3 separate regions of the Homo sapiens genome follow, and all the other regions are linked to region 1. A link is a contact called in ENCODE Hi-C or POLR2A ChIA-PET data. All regions are on one chromosome and are shown on one strand. Each heading gives the region's core, a stretch centred on a gene start or an enhancer-like site at or near the end of the contact. The rest is flanking DNA. Distances are from core to core; before and after follow the strand shown. Region 1 has its middle 13 kb from the start of PCAT29. Region 2 overlaps TLE3 (TLE family member 3, transcriptional corepressor). Region 3 has its middle 19 kb from the start of LINC00593.

Region 1 (4,831 bases), core at 799-3,298:
GAGTCCTTAGCTGGACCATGACACTTTGCCAGGAGTGGCTGGATTCCCTGCACCTGCTGCTTTACTGTTGGCCTGTGTTTCAGTATTTACATTTCTCTGGATCATATAAGACCAAGGTCAGGTTAAGTCCATTACTCCTAACCCTAGTTGGCCCAAAGTCAAACAGAAGAGGTTGCCTGTGCACCTGCATCTCTGCCCTTCCTGCCTTCTCTAGGTGCTCTTAGCTCTGCATTTCTGCTCCTTCCTGCGGGGGCAGGAGGTTGGGCCTGACTCTGAAGCCCTAGTAGGGCCTGTCTTCCAGAAAGACAAGCACGTAGACACTGCAGGCAGCCACCTTGGGGTGGGGAAGGGAACACCCGCCTGGCATCTGGCTGTTCGCTGGGTGGGGATGCCTCTTTCTGCTGCCTTTGTTACCCTTTTCCCTCACCACTGCCAGCACTCAGGCTCCATAGTTAAAAGGCGGCACCAGGTTCTTCCCAGCAAGAACCTCAGGAGCTCTGGAGGCACCTTCTGGGTGGGGTTTGGTTGGATAAGCAAAGCATCTCCTTCAATCCTTCAGCCTCCATTCTGCTCAGTCCCTGGAAGGTCGGGTGGTAGCATGGGAGGAGGCCACCTCCTAAGCTTCCCCCGCCCTCCCCAGTGCCCCTGTTCCTCTGAGCTCTGGAGGTCACCAGGGCGCTGCGGAGCTCATTGCAAGCTGCCCTGGCTTGTTATCGGTCTTGAGAGACTCGTCTCTCTCTAGCTGCCTGTAAACCTCTGGGACCTGATGGATGGGTTTTGTTGTTTTCCTTCCCCCTGACTTGTTGGTGCTGTCACCTCCAGTCCCTGGTGGATGGACATCTTTTTATTCCAGCAAACCCACTACCTGTACTACCCATTCACTTAGTCATTCACTGAGGCTCACCATTGGCCATAAGATCACCAGGGCCTAGACACACAGAGGGGTGTGAGCACAGAACACAGTCCTTGCAGGGCTCTGGGTTTTGTAGGTGTGAGATGTGCCCGAGGCCTGCCAATTCACGGTGGCAAGTGCCCTGATGATGGCTGCACTGGCTCGTATGGGAACATTGCGGGAGGTGCATGGGGCCGCTTCTCAGAGGAGGCGATGTTTGAGCTGAATTGGAGGAAAAACAGTAAGGGTTCCCTAGATGGGGGTGGAGGGCTGGGAGAGAACTTTCTGGAAAGGGCACATCAGTCTGAGGGAAACACCTACATGCAGGCTGGCAGGTGAGAGGACAGAGTCCTTTCTGGGATCAGGACTGTTTGGGGCCACTGGAATAAGTGCAGGAGACTGGAGACAAGGCTGGGGAGAAGGCGGGACTTTGGTCATGGAGGTACTTGGAGTCTTTATCCTGTAGGTGGTGTGAAGACCAGAAAGGAGGCTGTTGCACTAGTTCAGGAAGAGAAGAGGAGGTGGGCGACAGAAGTAGAGGCAGCGCTCTGAGGGACCTTGGGCAGGTGGAAGCCACAAAACTGGATGGCCATGAGGGCAAGGTGAGGAGGAGGGGGAGGCGAGGAGGAGAGGGAGGCGAGGAGGAGGCGGAGGAGAGGAGGAGGGGGAGGCAAGGCCGACTCCAGGTCTCCTACTCAGGTGGCTCATGGCTCGGGGCCACTCGCTGCTCACCAATCCTGTGAGCAGAGGAGGAGCAGATATGGTGTAGGGTGCATATGTGAATCCAATTTTGGTGATGCTGAGGTTTGGATGCCCGAGGCCGCTCAGGAAAGGACATCCAACAAGCATTTGGTGTCAAGTTTGGCAAAGAGATCTCTTCTGGAGAATTGACTTGGGCACCATCGGCATTAGGCAGCATTTGGACCTCTGTGATGTAGATGACGTGATTAAACGGCAGTGTGTAAAGACAGGAAGAAGGCCTATGCAAGACCTCGGTACTGGCATAGGAGGGGCTAGGAGGGCAGGGTATGACGGAGGCTGAGAGGAGCACTGTGGAGAAGGAGCAGGTAACATGCTTGAGTGCTGCACAGACTGAGTCAGACAGGACTTGGTCTGACCACTGGCAGGAAGCCCGTTGGTGCCCTTGGCTTGAGTTCAATGGCAGAATGGCAGAAGAGGGTGTAGGCTGTGAAACTGACGCAGGAGAGGCAGGCTGCCGCAGCCACTCCTGACGGCACAGCTTTGAGCTCCGTGCTGGGTGTTCAGTGCTCGGGATAACACATGTGCAGTAAACATTTCTAGAATGACCCACTTTGGGGGTTGAAGAGACTTTTTTGTTTTTAAAATAGGTGGGACTTGAGCATCTCACCTCTCCCACCCCCCAGCCCCTGAAGTGAGTCAGAATCAGAAAGGTAATGGATAGGAAGTTTCCAGTTCTTATCCAGATCTGGAAATTCTGATCTAACCCGGGAAAAATGTTGAGGTCTGTTTAGAAAGACATGAGTGCTCCCTGGGGGCAAGAGAGCCTTTTCTCTGGGGCCTTTCCAGTAGCCCCAGCCTCACCGGTCACCTCCAGGTGGTGAGCTGGGCATTTAGGGAAGCCGTGCCTTTTGGCGCTAAGCTGCTGTTTTTGCAAGACTGGGCGGCTGGAGATCCTTTCTCAAGTCAGCAGCCATCCCAGGGAAGAAGGACCAGAGTAGGAGTGCTGGGCTAGGATCCTGGTCCAAGCTCTGCCATTATCGTATGTGAAACAGTCATCTCTCTGGGCTTCAGTTTTTCCATCTGCAAAGCAAGAATTCCAACACTACATTCACAGGAGTATCTGAAGGATAAGATGAGATAATAGATGCAGAGGTGATGTGAAAAGTAGGAAGTGCTTTACATGTGCCAGTTTTCTTCATTCATTCACTCTCATTCACGCATGTACTAATTTAGCAAAAAATGATGAAGCATCCATTAGATGCTATAATTGCAAATTGCTAAGTGTTCAGGGCAGAGCAAGTGGACAGACTTTGTAACAAAAGCCTGCTTTTGACTATTTTATCCCTGCCCCCACTGTCTGCAGAAGAAAGAGAAGGGTAGAGCTGATGGGTCAGTGGGCATCTGTGCCCTAGGCTGGGGGTCATCACTAGCCCTCATTTTGCCCTGCAATCAGTAGACTCTGTGCGTGGGATTCTGTGATGGGAGGAATTTTCTACCCTCTTTGTTCTGGTAGGGAAGAGTTTACAATGAGTAGGGTCAAGGGTTGTTTTCTGCTTTGTAGTGTTGATTCCAGAGGCTGCCTCATCTGTTGTCTGGCAGCAACGGCACACTGGCCATTGACATGGGCAAAGGTCACTGTACTGAGATGTGAGTGCAACAGAATCATGGGGCAGCTTTAGCAGACCATCATCAGAGACAGCTCAGTGGATGCAGCTGCCTTCTGAGGATAAAAGATTTGGATTCAACTCGGGTGGGTGAACTTGGACAAGGTGCTTAACCTTACCAAGACTCAACTTCCCTATCTGTAATAGGGGACTCTTAATACCTACCCTTTATGCTTGGTGAAGATAAAGTGAGAGTCATGAGAGAATGTCCTCCTCTCCTTCTTCCATTGACGTCAATTCATGATCACTGACCTCATCGGGCAGTTATCTGACTCAGGTGTATCAGATCTAGCGGGTACAGTGACCTCTGTGCCACTCATACGCCCCTCAGTTATTAGGTACCAGGCTTCTGGTGATGTGAAGAGTGTCTGTTGTAGCCACTGTTTCTGAATTGTTAATAAAATAAGACAGCTCTGGTCTGGAGGAGAGTTGGGGAGAAGCCCAGGAGTCTGCTTAAACCCCATGTCCAGGTGGGCATCCCCGACTGCTCTTCTTCCCTCCCTAAAGGTTCTGGGGATTCAGCCTGTTGCAACTTCCTCATTAACCCTTTCACCCATCATGGTGCTCATGGTGGGGTTCTGTCCCTGAGCCTGGCTGGGGAATGGAAAGAAGCCTCTCAGCATGCCACCACTCCCCTCACCGTTCCCAAAGACAAGCACTCTGGCCATTTGCATAATGGGGGCTTTATCACTAATCAGAGAAGGTAAACACACCAGGCAACAAAACAGTAAGCACATAGAAAGGCAAAGTTTTCAGAAATCTACAAATCCCTGATGCCGCAGGCCCTCACACATGGAGGCCCTACTGGACTTATTCTTTCTGTGCCAGGCTGGGTGAAGAGGACAGGAGCTAGCAGCTTTGATCCGCTCTATCATCACACTTGCAGTTTCAGGGGACTTCCAGACCAATCAACCACTCACTCCATCCCCTTTGCCTACCCCAACGCTAGCCCCTCTGTCCCAGCATTGTCTGGATCTCTACTTTGTCTTTGCCTGTCTCTGAACTGTGGGCTCCTTGAAGGGAAGAAGAAAGGTATTTTCTTCTTTCCTGTGTCCTCAGAGCTATCATATGTTTCCAAGAAGGGGATGGGGAAGTTTGGCCTCAGGTGTGAGGAGTAGTTGCCTGGGTCATTGGCTCACAGTGGGGGTGTTTCTGGGGTCCATGCAGTTACTCAGATGGTGCTCACCTTGCTGGGCTCTGTCCTACTCTCTCCTTCTTCTAAAGCATGCTTCTGGGGTGTGACAGGTACACTCAGAGGGATAGCCATCAAAGTGCATTCCTAGCTTATCCTTCCTTCCATCGAACTGCCTGCTGAGTGGTTTGCCCCAGTAAGAATTCGCCAAGTTCTTGTCTTAATTCTATTCTATTACACCTCATAAAGGTTGTAGCCCAAACGACTCTGAGTTTCAGGACCACAAAGCATCAGTATAGGAGGAAGCCTTGGAGAGTGTGTGGTCTGTCTGAAAAAAAATAAGTGGATAAAAAATGGGATGGTGCCTCCTCAAACATGAGTGTCTTTGTCAATGATCCCACTAGCCTTCTGGGCCACAGCCAACATGGAGGGCTAAGGTGG
Region 2 (4,831 bases), core at 1,028-3,527, 480 kb after region 1:
CTTGGGCCCTGCAGACACCCCCTGCCCTACCCAACAGAAACCCCAGTGGTGCCATGGCGCCTTGGACGTACGTATCGGCTCAAGCTGTCCTTCTCCTCCGCCTTCCGCTTCTTGGCTTCCATGCTGTAGTCCGCAGAGCCCCGGTGCTTCTCACTGGCCCGGAGGCTTTCCGAGGGTGACACAGAGTTATTCTGGAAGGAAAAAGAGGGTTCGGGGTTAAAACTTTCTGCTGCGTGTAACAATTCACACATCCGCACACAGCTAAGTGCAGGTGACACGGAGGTCAGGGGAGGGAAGAGAAGCTGAACTCCTCTCTGCCCTGCAGATCGTGGCTCCATCAGAGCCTTGCCAGGGAAGCCTTCCCCACTCCCCTGAGACTGAGTCCCCGGGGAGATGCCCTGGGCGCATCCCCAATTCTCTTTTGCAGCTCTGCACTGCTATTAAATAATTAACCCTGCAGTAAGCCGTCTGCCTTCTGGCCTGTGGGACTACGCTCTGTGAGGGCGAGGGTCACCTGGGTCTCATTCACCACCCATCTCGCGCTTGCCACACTCATTTGCTCAAAGGAGGGATAAGTGGAATTTGCACTGAGTCTTGTAAGATGGATCTGAGCTGACAGGCAGGGGCCATGAGCAATACTTCATTTGCTGAGCCCGACAGGAATGGGGAGATTGATAGGGAAGGAGGGCGTCAGGCAGCCACCAACTTCCCAGTGGAGATGAGCAGCCAAGCGTTCTGTGTGAACACCCCCGCCTCCACGGTGAGGCTGTCAGCAACTCTGGAGAAACACCAGGGTTGTAAAAAAAACAAAAATGCCACGTCATGAAGCCTTTCCCTCTGACAGACAGGGAAAGGAGCAAGGGCAGGGACAGTCACTGCCTCTGTAGCCATCACCAAGTGGAGACCCCAAGAGGTTGGTGAATGTGCCCAAGCTCCCCTAGCAGAAGGTGGCACAAAGGGAACCCCAAAATTTCGTGAGTTCTCCCTCAACTATAAAGCAAATGAGGATGAGAAGCCTTTGGGATGGGAGGCCTGGGAAGAGGGAAGATGACGGAGTAGTCCTAGGGGTTGATAGTGGTCAGAAATCACCATGTGGCTGTTACCACCGAGCTGGGGAGCAGGGAGGGAAGTGCAACTGGCAAGGGCACCTGCCAGCAAACCTCTGTGCCCAGAGACTAATATCAGGACCAATGCCCCTCTATGATATTGGTGAGGTTTACTCCTTTCTAAGAGTCCAAACTTTACCTTCACCCACCCACCAATTTCCGAGCAGCTGCCCTGGGTCAGCCCTGGTGCTGCAGGCCAGGAGTGGCAGAATGAATGAGATACAATCCCTGCCCTCCAGGAGCTCATGGTCCAGCTATGATGGAGCTGGAAGAAAAGGACAGGCCATCCCAGGTCCCAGTCCCCATGCAACACAGGAGGTCATATGGAGACCCAGAGGGACATCTGTTCAGAAGAGAAGAGCATCAGAAGGCAAGTGGAATGAGGCTTCCCTTCTCTTCTCCACTTTCCCAGAGGCCAAGCGTGGCTCAGGGGCAAGGGCCACTTGGAGGGAACGGGGCTGGGCAGTATTCGGTGGGAATAGTGCGGCAACCAGCCTCAGAACTTAATTTCCTTTCCTAAGCCGGGTTCTGGGCAGCCCTACCCGGCCAAGTTTCTGCCCGAAGCAAATTAAAATGGCAGAGTTATCAAGCCTTGAAGAAAAAATGGAGGTTATAATGGAACTGCAGCTCAACCTTCCCCACAGCCGTGCAGGAGCGGTGGCGATGCGCGCACAGCCACAATTCAATTAGCTGCTGCAATCGCCGGCAGAAAAATCACCGTCATTTCATTTCATTTCCTCTGACGGTGGTGGCCACCCTGTGCTAAGCAGAAATGCTTCCAGCCCCTCGCACTGGCTGCCCCTTGCAGGCGGGCGGGCAGGGGAGGGGGCGTGCGGCTGCTCGTGTTTCTCCTCGCGACCCGGTGCTCGGCTCGGGAGAACAGCGAGCTCTTTCTTCTCATGCAGTCAGGCTGAAAACCCTCGCCGCTACCGGAGAGTCATGTCAGGCATTTAGCGGCATCGATCCAGCCCGCCTCTGGCTGGCAGGCGGCCAAAAAACTAAGTATTTTTTATTGCTTCGGCTAGGCAAGGAAATATGAATGAAGCTACCACTAATTGGACTCCAGACTAACCCCTCTGGGACAGCTTCCAGCCCGTCCCCCCATCCCCCCTCCCACTCTGACACAGCCCTGTCCTTCCTGCCGTAGGCCTCATCTGTTGACAACCTGGTTTCCAAAGCCTGATTATTTCAGTCTACACCGCCGCTGACACCGTCACCACGCCACATGCCATGCGCACAGCCTCGGCCCTGCCCACTGCTGCCTCTGCCCAGCATCTTGATTCATTCCCACTGGAGTTTCCTGAGGCCCATGTGTGCCATGCATGGACCTCAGCGAGCATGGTAAACAGCCCAGCTCTTGGGGGTTCCCAGGGGGGGTCTTTTAGCAGAAAACTTTCACAGATGGGGCACAAAGCCAGAAGCCAATAGGGATGAGGATGAGGTAAAGACTCATGCTCTTTAGAGAGTGCTGGGCTTCCCACTCCCCCTCCAATTCCACTGAAGTGGGTCCCTGCTAGCCAGGTAATCTGGATCCTCAGTCAGGTTATAAAGGGTCTTCCGAAACAAAGCTGAGAGGTTGGTCAAGCAGGAATTATTCCCATGGTATGGATAAGGAAACTGAGGCTCAGAGAGGCCAAGAGAACTACACAGGGCCTCATAAAGCTGGGACCAGACCTCAGCCTTAAAATGTCCAATCCAGGCCTCCGCCTATCTAGGCAAACTGCCTCTCCGAAAAAATGCCACTGTTAGAGGATCAGTACCGAGGCAGTGAACATGGATTTTCAGCTTCAATGACTCCTCTCTTAGGTACCTAGCCATTCCTCAGCCCAAATGTGGTCCTGGATTTCTGAGCATGTAGGCGGGTCAAGAGGCCACGGACGCCAGCCTCACTGCTAATGGGAGGTTTAAAAAGTCAGCCTGGGTAGGGGGAGGGCCAGGAAGGGAAGGAGGGCTGGATTGGAGAGAGCTGCGCAAGGAAGCTGCTGTCTAGATGGTTAGTTAACTGCCTGACCTTCCAAGTCCTACTTAACACGAGGTAATAACCAAAGCCATCCTAACAGATTAGATGGCCCCAGATACAAGGACAGCGATGAGGAATAAAATAGCTTTGCTAATCGCTGGAGGATTTTTTTTATCCAGACTCCACTGCGCTTATTCAGAAGGCTTATTCACTTGAAACAGAACCTCGGAGCCTCAGTGTGATCAGAAAGATTTACAACAAATCTCAGAGCTGGCAGACACGCAGGCGGCCTGGCCTTAATGCTCGCCTGCTAGCACTTTCTTAAATCGAGTGAAAGCCCAGAGCAGGGAGAAACTGCAGGCGTTTGAAGGGAATGAGGAGGATGCAAGATCATACAGGAGGCATCCTAGCAGGGGGGTGGTAAAAACCTTGGCCCTGAACATGGGACACCTGGGTCCTTAGCCCTGGGTTTAGCCCAGAGACTCCACAAAGCCCCTCGCAATGGAAGATCCAGGGCTGGTCAGCTGACCTCTCAGAGTATCACCTCTCATATGAAACGGAGTTAGAGCTCATTTAGCCCAAGCTCTTCATTTGACAAATGGCAGACCTAAAGCCTGGAGAGAGGAAGGGCTTCCACAACTGAAGGTCACTCTCAACAGGTGACGACAGCAGCTCCCATTTTATGACAGTAGCTACCCCTCACCCTGCCACTGGCTCTGGACTAAGACATCAGCACTGAAGCTCCCAGCTCAGCAAGAGTAAACAAACAACAAAATCCCTAGTTACAACCCACAGAGCAGAAGCGGGAACCCAGAAGCCAGCTTTGGATACCGACTGACTGGTCTCAGGCCCGCGATTCTGGGAGCCCCGAGTCCCACCTCCTCCCAGCACCCAAACACCCCTCCGGGTTCCAGAGTGCCAACACTTACCGCACTGGATTCTCTCTCTTTGGGGAAAGAAGGCCAGGACAGGAGGAAGGTCAGGCACCCCAAAACAAAAAGACAAAAAAGAAAGGAAAAAGGTCAGTCTAAGTCCAGCTGGCTTTTGTGATTTGCTAGTGCACTGGTTTTAAAATGAGCAGAAGGCCTGGATTGCTGTCTCCGTGGATCAGCCAAGGCAGGGCCATTAGGTGGCGTTTCTCGGTTTGGAAATTTGCCACCCAAATTCCAATGCTGCCCCCACCCCTCTAGTCCCCAGGGTGGGCAAGGGAGGCCCAGTCCCCAGGGTGGGGAGGGTAGGCCTTTGACCCAGTTCTCCCTGTCATGCCAGAGGGCACCAAGTTTACTCTTTAGCAGGCTAGGGGTCTTAAGATCACAAGCTTGAGAAGGATCATGCCATATAAAATACCAGTAGGACCTGGGAGTTAAGAACTTTATTGTTAAAAAAAAAAAAAAAAAAAGGAATTTAACAGTGGTTTAATTTTGTTTTTGAAATTAACACCATTCTGTGATTCTTTGTCAGGATGCCCCTAAAAGCTGAAGCCTCTGAAACTGTGCCCAGCTAAGCACTAGCTCCCCAGTTCTCCTGTCTGCTATGGAGAGGCCCCTCTTCCTCTGCCAAAAGGACCATCCTACTGTAAGACAAAAAAATGTAGCCTCCAGTTCCCTGGACCGGCTACCACCCTGTGGCCTGGGCCAAGGCAGGATGGTGACATTCCAGGTCCCTAGTGCTCAGAAGGTGTTGGCTACGTGCCCCAGTAAATACCGTATCTAAGGGCAGAGTGCATTTGGCACCAATTTTTGAAAAGGGCCTCCCAGGGAGCCAG
Region 3 (4,831 bases), core at 590-3,089, 270 kb after region 1:
GTGTTAGACTCAGTAGTTTTCAAAAGATAGAAACTGGAAGAGTCGTTGAGGTGTGATTAAGACGGACCTGGATTCACTTCCTGCTGCACACGTAAGGAGTTGTAAGACTTTGGGGCCTGTGTTTTACCAGCATTAAGCCTCGGTTTTCTCATCCTTGAAGTGGGGATAAGAAGCATACCCCCCTTGCAGGGCTGCTGTGAGGGTTAGAATGAGAAAGCGCCACACAGGCTTTGTATAACATTATCATCACGTGTTAAATTTGGTTTCTCTTGACTTGTGTTTCCAACCTTACAGTAGGTACTCTGGGTGCCCTGCAAGGAACAATGAGAAGGGCATGCTTTTGAGATCCTCAAGAGGAAAAAGAGTGGAGTTGGCCCATGCAGGGATTAGACTTCAGTGGGTGGGTCCCCAGGCAGTGAGTGTTCTCACCCAGCTCCACCATGGCACAACTCCAGAAGGTATGGTCCTGGGAAGACTCGAGGAGGCTGGCGCTTGCTTGGCAGCTGCCTGCCTAGTGAAGACCCCATGCCCTTCATGCAGCCTAGAGGTGGGGAATGGCTGGGAGCCCGGGGATCTTAGGAGCTCACCCAGAACAGTACCTGATGGCCTGCCTCCAAGGCCCCTCCTTCAGTTCTGGAAACACATGAGATGCAGGAACCTAAAGTTCCCTAGTGGGGAGGGGATAAGGGATGGGATGGCAAGAATAACTGATAAAACTCCTCACCACACTGGAATGTTGAACCACAGACTCAGATTTAAGATGACGGGAATAAAGAAGTGTGTTTCTTATACATCTGCACTTAAGGACTCAGATTCCTGTTAGCACAGACAGAAAGTATTTATTAGCAAGCCCAGAACAGAGTAAATTTTCAGTACATGAGAGCGATTCTCAGGGTTCCTCTGCAGAATGGGATATCACAGTGTTGATGTGAGGGGTAAGGAAGCTGTTTATTTATTTTCAGTACTTGGAACAGCCTGGCACATAAATAGCATCATGGAAGTATTTGCTGTCAATCTTTAATTATTTAATTTCAGTTCACTTCCTCCTTGTACAGGAAGGGCTCAAGGACTGGAGGGCTGTTTTGCTGAGGTTGAACAAGGGCATGTGCTGAAGGACCTGTGGTGTTCCCACCACCACATTAGCAATGCCACTGTTCCAGATTAATCTACTGCATGGCACTGGTGGAGGGTCAGTAAGCATCTTTGGGCAGCTGCCCACATACCTGGGGGGCAGAAAGAATTCAGTGGAACTGGCGATGATTTTAAATAGGATGAATTTGTCCTCCAAGGTGGTCGTGGTTTGACCTCACGTTGGCTGGGGAGAGGGGGCAGAGAGTTTCGTATGCCTTTGCCATATGCTGTCATCTGTCAGTGCTCAGAGGGGGCAAGTGACCTGGGCCAGGTGGTGCCCTGAATCAGCACCAGCCAGGGTGAGACTTAGGATGATAAAGAGCACTGGAGGCGAGCGAGACACCACCCTGCCTGTCTGCAAAGATGCCGAGGAGTCCAAAGAGATGGCATTCAGGCGAAATGGAGACACAATCTGAGAATTAAAACCCTTAGAGTGAACCACAACCAGTTTGGAGCCTGGAGGGGAGCAGGTGTGGCAAGGGGACTAAGGTGTGAGCAGGTAGCATCTATATGTGAGTCAGGCTGCTAGGACAAAGCCAAGCTGGCGATTGTAAAAGAGGAGACCAGACGCAGGCAGGGCCAGCCCTTAGGAAACAGTCCTTACTCTCTCCTAGCTCTGCGCCCTGGGCCCCTCCAAGGCTCAGCTGACTCAGCCAAGTCTGTGTCCCTTCTTAGAGCCTAACTCTGTTCCTCAGCCCTCCCGCCCAGTGACACTTCGTAGGACTCATTGCCCAGGAATCCTGCTCAGTCATTGCATTGCCCGGCTCTGACCTGGGATTTCACAGATCAGTGACATTCAAAATGCAATATAATGGGACACCAGCATAAGAGGCCAACTGTTTCCTTTGCCAAGTAAGGTCATTTTCAAAACCTCATTATTCCCATTGTTCTATAAATAAGGGGATTCTTTTTTACTATCTGAATATTGGAAAGACATAACCTTGGAGTTGTCCTTGACGACCCTTCTCTCCCACCCACATCCAGGCTCTCAGCAGGCCCCAGCTGCTCTGCCTAGACTGCATCCAGGTTTGGTTGGGATGCTCTTTAAGAAAAAGAACGTCAAATGCCAAAAAGAAAATTAGACATGAGACTGAGTATTAGAGTAAGAAATCACAACACATCACAAATCACATTTTAAAAAGCTGGTGAAAACACAAACGTGACAAAATCCAGGAAAAAAAAACCTCACTATATTTCATTGTGTTCACTGATATGCCATTAAGACACTTTTTTCTTGTATTTTTGACTGCATAGTCTTTGATTCTTCTCTTCTTATGTCAATAATTTTGTGTTTCTTTAAATAGAGAGAATAGAAGGCCCGTTCTGTCTTCCTTTTGGGATTGGCCATGGCATTTTATTTTATATTATTGATCATTTGGAGAACTTTTCTGTCAGCTTCATAACTCATTGCTCTTAGGTAATGCAATTTTTAAGACTGATGCCAAATTTGGGAAACCGTCTATCAGATTCTCTTCCTATATGAGCTGTCAATGTATCGTGCGTTCATAATTGCATGCAAAGGATTATGGAGTGTATTCCAGATAGGAAAGAATTTTTTTTTGGCCAGACAGCGATGAGAACCAGATCCCCCACTTAGAAGTATACATAGCTGATGACAGCAAGAATTTTCCTTAGACAAGCTTCCTGCTCACTACATTCCAACCTTGTTTCTCCCCTACCAGGTTTGAATGTAATGAGCAGGAAGCCCGTCTAAGGAAAATTCTTCCTGATCTTTCTGATCCACAAACGTAATTTGGTTTTATCAAAAACTTCCTGCATTCTTCTTGCTTCTCTCACTCCGTTGCAGGCTGCAGTGAAAGCAGACTTCCTTGATGAGTCGGGGAAGTGGATGATATCCCCGAGACCCTGGTGGCTAACCCTGGCATGCTGTAGTATCTTTTCAAGATGATTGCCTTCAACAAGGGAGAAAAAAAATTCTTCCCTGTGGAATTCTGAGCACAAGGAAGACTGGCTGAGGGGAGAGTCCGTAGGGGGAGAGGCCTTGCAGGGCATGCCCACCGGCTTCCTGACCTGCCTGCCCCCACTGGCTCTGCCCTGGGCAACTCTGCCTGCTCCAGCCCTGCAGCCGAAAGGGCCACAGGGATTCACCCAAGAACTTGCCCCATGCCTGGATGAGAAGCCTCAGTGATCCCTGATGATGTGGCCATGAGTTCAGGTACAGTCTCTCTCCACCTCCACCCCCAAATTTTGGAGAGTGATTTCCAGGTCTCTTCTTTTCTCTAAAAAGTAATAATAAGGCATTCTCGCTTGGGGAAAAAATGATTAAATTTCAAATTACTCTGCTTGCCAGATAAGATTGAAATCTCTGCATCCCAGCAGGCCGGAGACCTGTTTTGCACACAGGAAGCTCCAACAGCAACTTATTTGCCACGTAGCGGGTTGACTGAAATGGAGCAGCGTGTTTAAAACTGCATTAAGGGCGGCAAACACGGTAATGAGGGCATTTGTTATACTGTAAGGAGGTTTCCAGAACATGGAAATTACCAACATGGCGATTATGATTGTGAACTCGGTGAGGGAAATCAAATCCATCCACCGCCCCTCTTCTCCTCCCATTAAAAGGCAGAGAGTGAATAGGAACAAGAGGCCTTTCAGGGTCTTTGGGAGGGAGGAGTCCTGGAAAGTTATTAAACACTTTAATAATGCGGGGAGTTGTGGCTTCAGCTCAGGTTTATGGGGGCTTTGATCAAATCCAGCCTCACAGCAGGGCCTGGTTCCCCAGGGAGACCCAGGGGAGAAAAACCACAAGGCAGGAAAAGGCTGGCTGAGACCAGCCTCAGATTTCAAAGCTCCGTGCAGAGGACGTATTGTAACTGGCTGGTGGTTCCAGTTTTCTTCCAAATGGCTTGAGGGCAGGGCCCAGTGTCTCTTTGCCATTCAGACTTGTCACCAAACTCAGACTGGAAGCAAGTGTGTGTTTGTGTTTGTGTGTGTGTGTGTGTGTGTGCATATGTGCAGAGGATATGCCAAAATCTAATGATGGGTATACATTGTTGACAGTTATGTACAGACAGGCCTGTGTGTGGTGTCCCCGCTCATACTTGAAAAGGCATCATTCCCAGAGTTGGTAAGATTGACATCTAATCACCACAGCCACTCAGCTTAATGTACTTAGCACCTTTGAGCCTCAGTTTCCCCATCTGTAACCTTACATCCCTTCCTCAGGAAAGCTTTCCTGATCACTCACACTAGTTGAGGTCCCCTGACAGCAATCCTGCATCTCCTTTAAATGGCATTTCTCACTCACACCCATCTTTCCTGAGCAGCAGCAAGCTCTGTGAGGCCAGCACCCACACAGGACCAGCCCTCAGTATATATTTAAGTCCCCCATCTCAAAAAGCTACTTTTATTCAAAAAAAATTAATTTTAGGCTGGAGAGAGTCTGTTTTAGTGAATTGATAACCACAGTAAGCATTGATGACAGCGCAGACATGATGGCACTTTTCGTTATGCCCCTGTACTTTGCATCAGGACTGGAGCCCTCTAACATTTACAGGGCCAGGAGCAAGAAGGTAAGTAGACATCCCAGCCCATGCTGGCTCCACCCCACTTTCATGCCTGTGGATATTCCCATCTATAGTCCATCTCCCCTGACAAACAACCACCCCTCGAGCCACCCCTTGGGCCCAGGGCCTGCAGTCATTGGTGGTGTGGTCAGACCTCAGGGAGACAGATATAG

The links. Hi-C counts contacts between places; a loop is a spot of excess contacts on that map. ChIA-PET counts read pairs that join two places held with the same protein, here RNA polymerase II (POLR2A). Pooled maps may share reads with other maps.
Region 2: a pooled map shows a loop between it and region 1 (3-fold over the local background). The contact joins two enhancer-like sites. A Hi-C loop is called at or near these places in 1 of 168 maps with a recorded cell type or tissue (B cell) and 5 of 50 pooled maps. POLR2A ChIA-PET finds 5 or more read pairs at or near these places in 2 of 52 experiments (B cell and activated CD4-positive, alpha-beta T cell).
Region 3: a loop to region 1 is called in a map of PC-9, with 5 times the contacts of the local background. The contact joins two enhancer-like sites. A Hi-C loop is called at or near these places in 1 of 168 maps with a recorded cell type or tissue (PC-9) and 1 of 50 pooled maps. POLR2A ChIA-PET finds 5 or more read pairs at or near these places in 3 of 52 experiments (PC-9, activated naive CD4-positive, alpha-beta T cell and endothelial cell of umbilical vein).

Annotation. Positions count from the first base shown.
Region 1 is chr15:69,576,968-69,581,798 of GRCh38, forward strand. No RefSeq gene overlaps it. Among named protein-coding and RNA genes, the nearest start is that of PCAT29, 13 kb to the right of the region's middle. Within about 2 kb of position 2,049, at least 5 of the 41 ENCODE cell types and tissues checked have a DNase peak (open chromatin) inside an H3K27ac peak, as active enhancers do; they include PC-9, where a contact is called at or near this core.
Region 2 is chr15:70,060,459-70,065,289 of GRCh38, forward strand. TLE3 (TLE family member 3, transcriptional corepressor) reads right to left here. Exons shown (of 20, transcript NM_001105192.3): 8 at 3,996-4,012; 9 at 72-191. Among named protein-coding and RNA genes, the nearest start is that of MIR629, 17 kb to the right of the region's middle. Within about 2 kb of position 2,278, at least 13 of the 41 ENCODE cell types and tissues checked have a DNase peak (open chromatin) inside an H3K27ac peak, as active enhancers do.
Region 3 is chr15:69,851,917-69,856,747 of GRCh38, forward strand. No RefSeq gene overlaps it. Among named protein-coding and RNA genes, the nearest start is that of LINC00593, 19 kb to the left of the region's middle. RefSeq lists an enhancer at 1,075-2,274. Within about 2 kb of position 1,840, at least 4 of the 41 ENCODE cell types and tissues checked have a DNase peak (open chromatin) inside an H3K27ac peak, as active enhancers do; they include PC-9, where a contact is called at or near this core.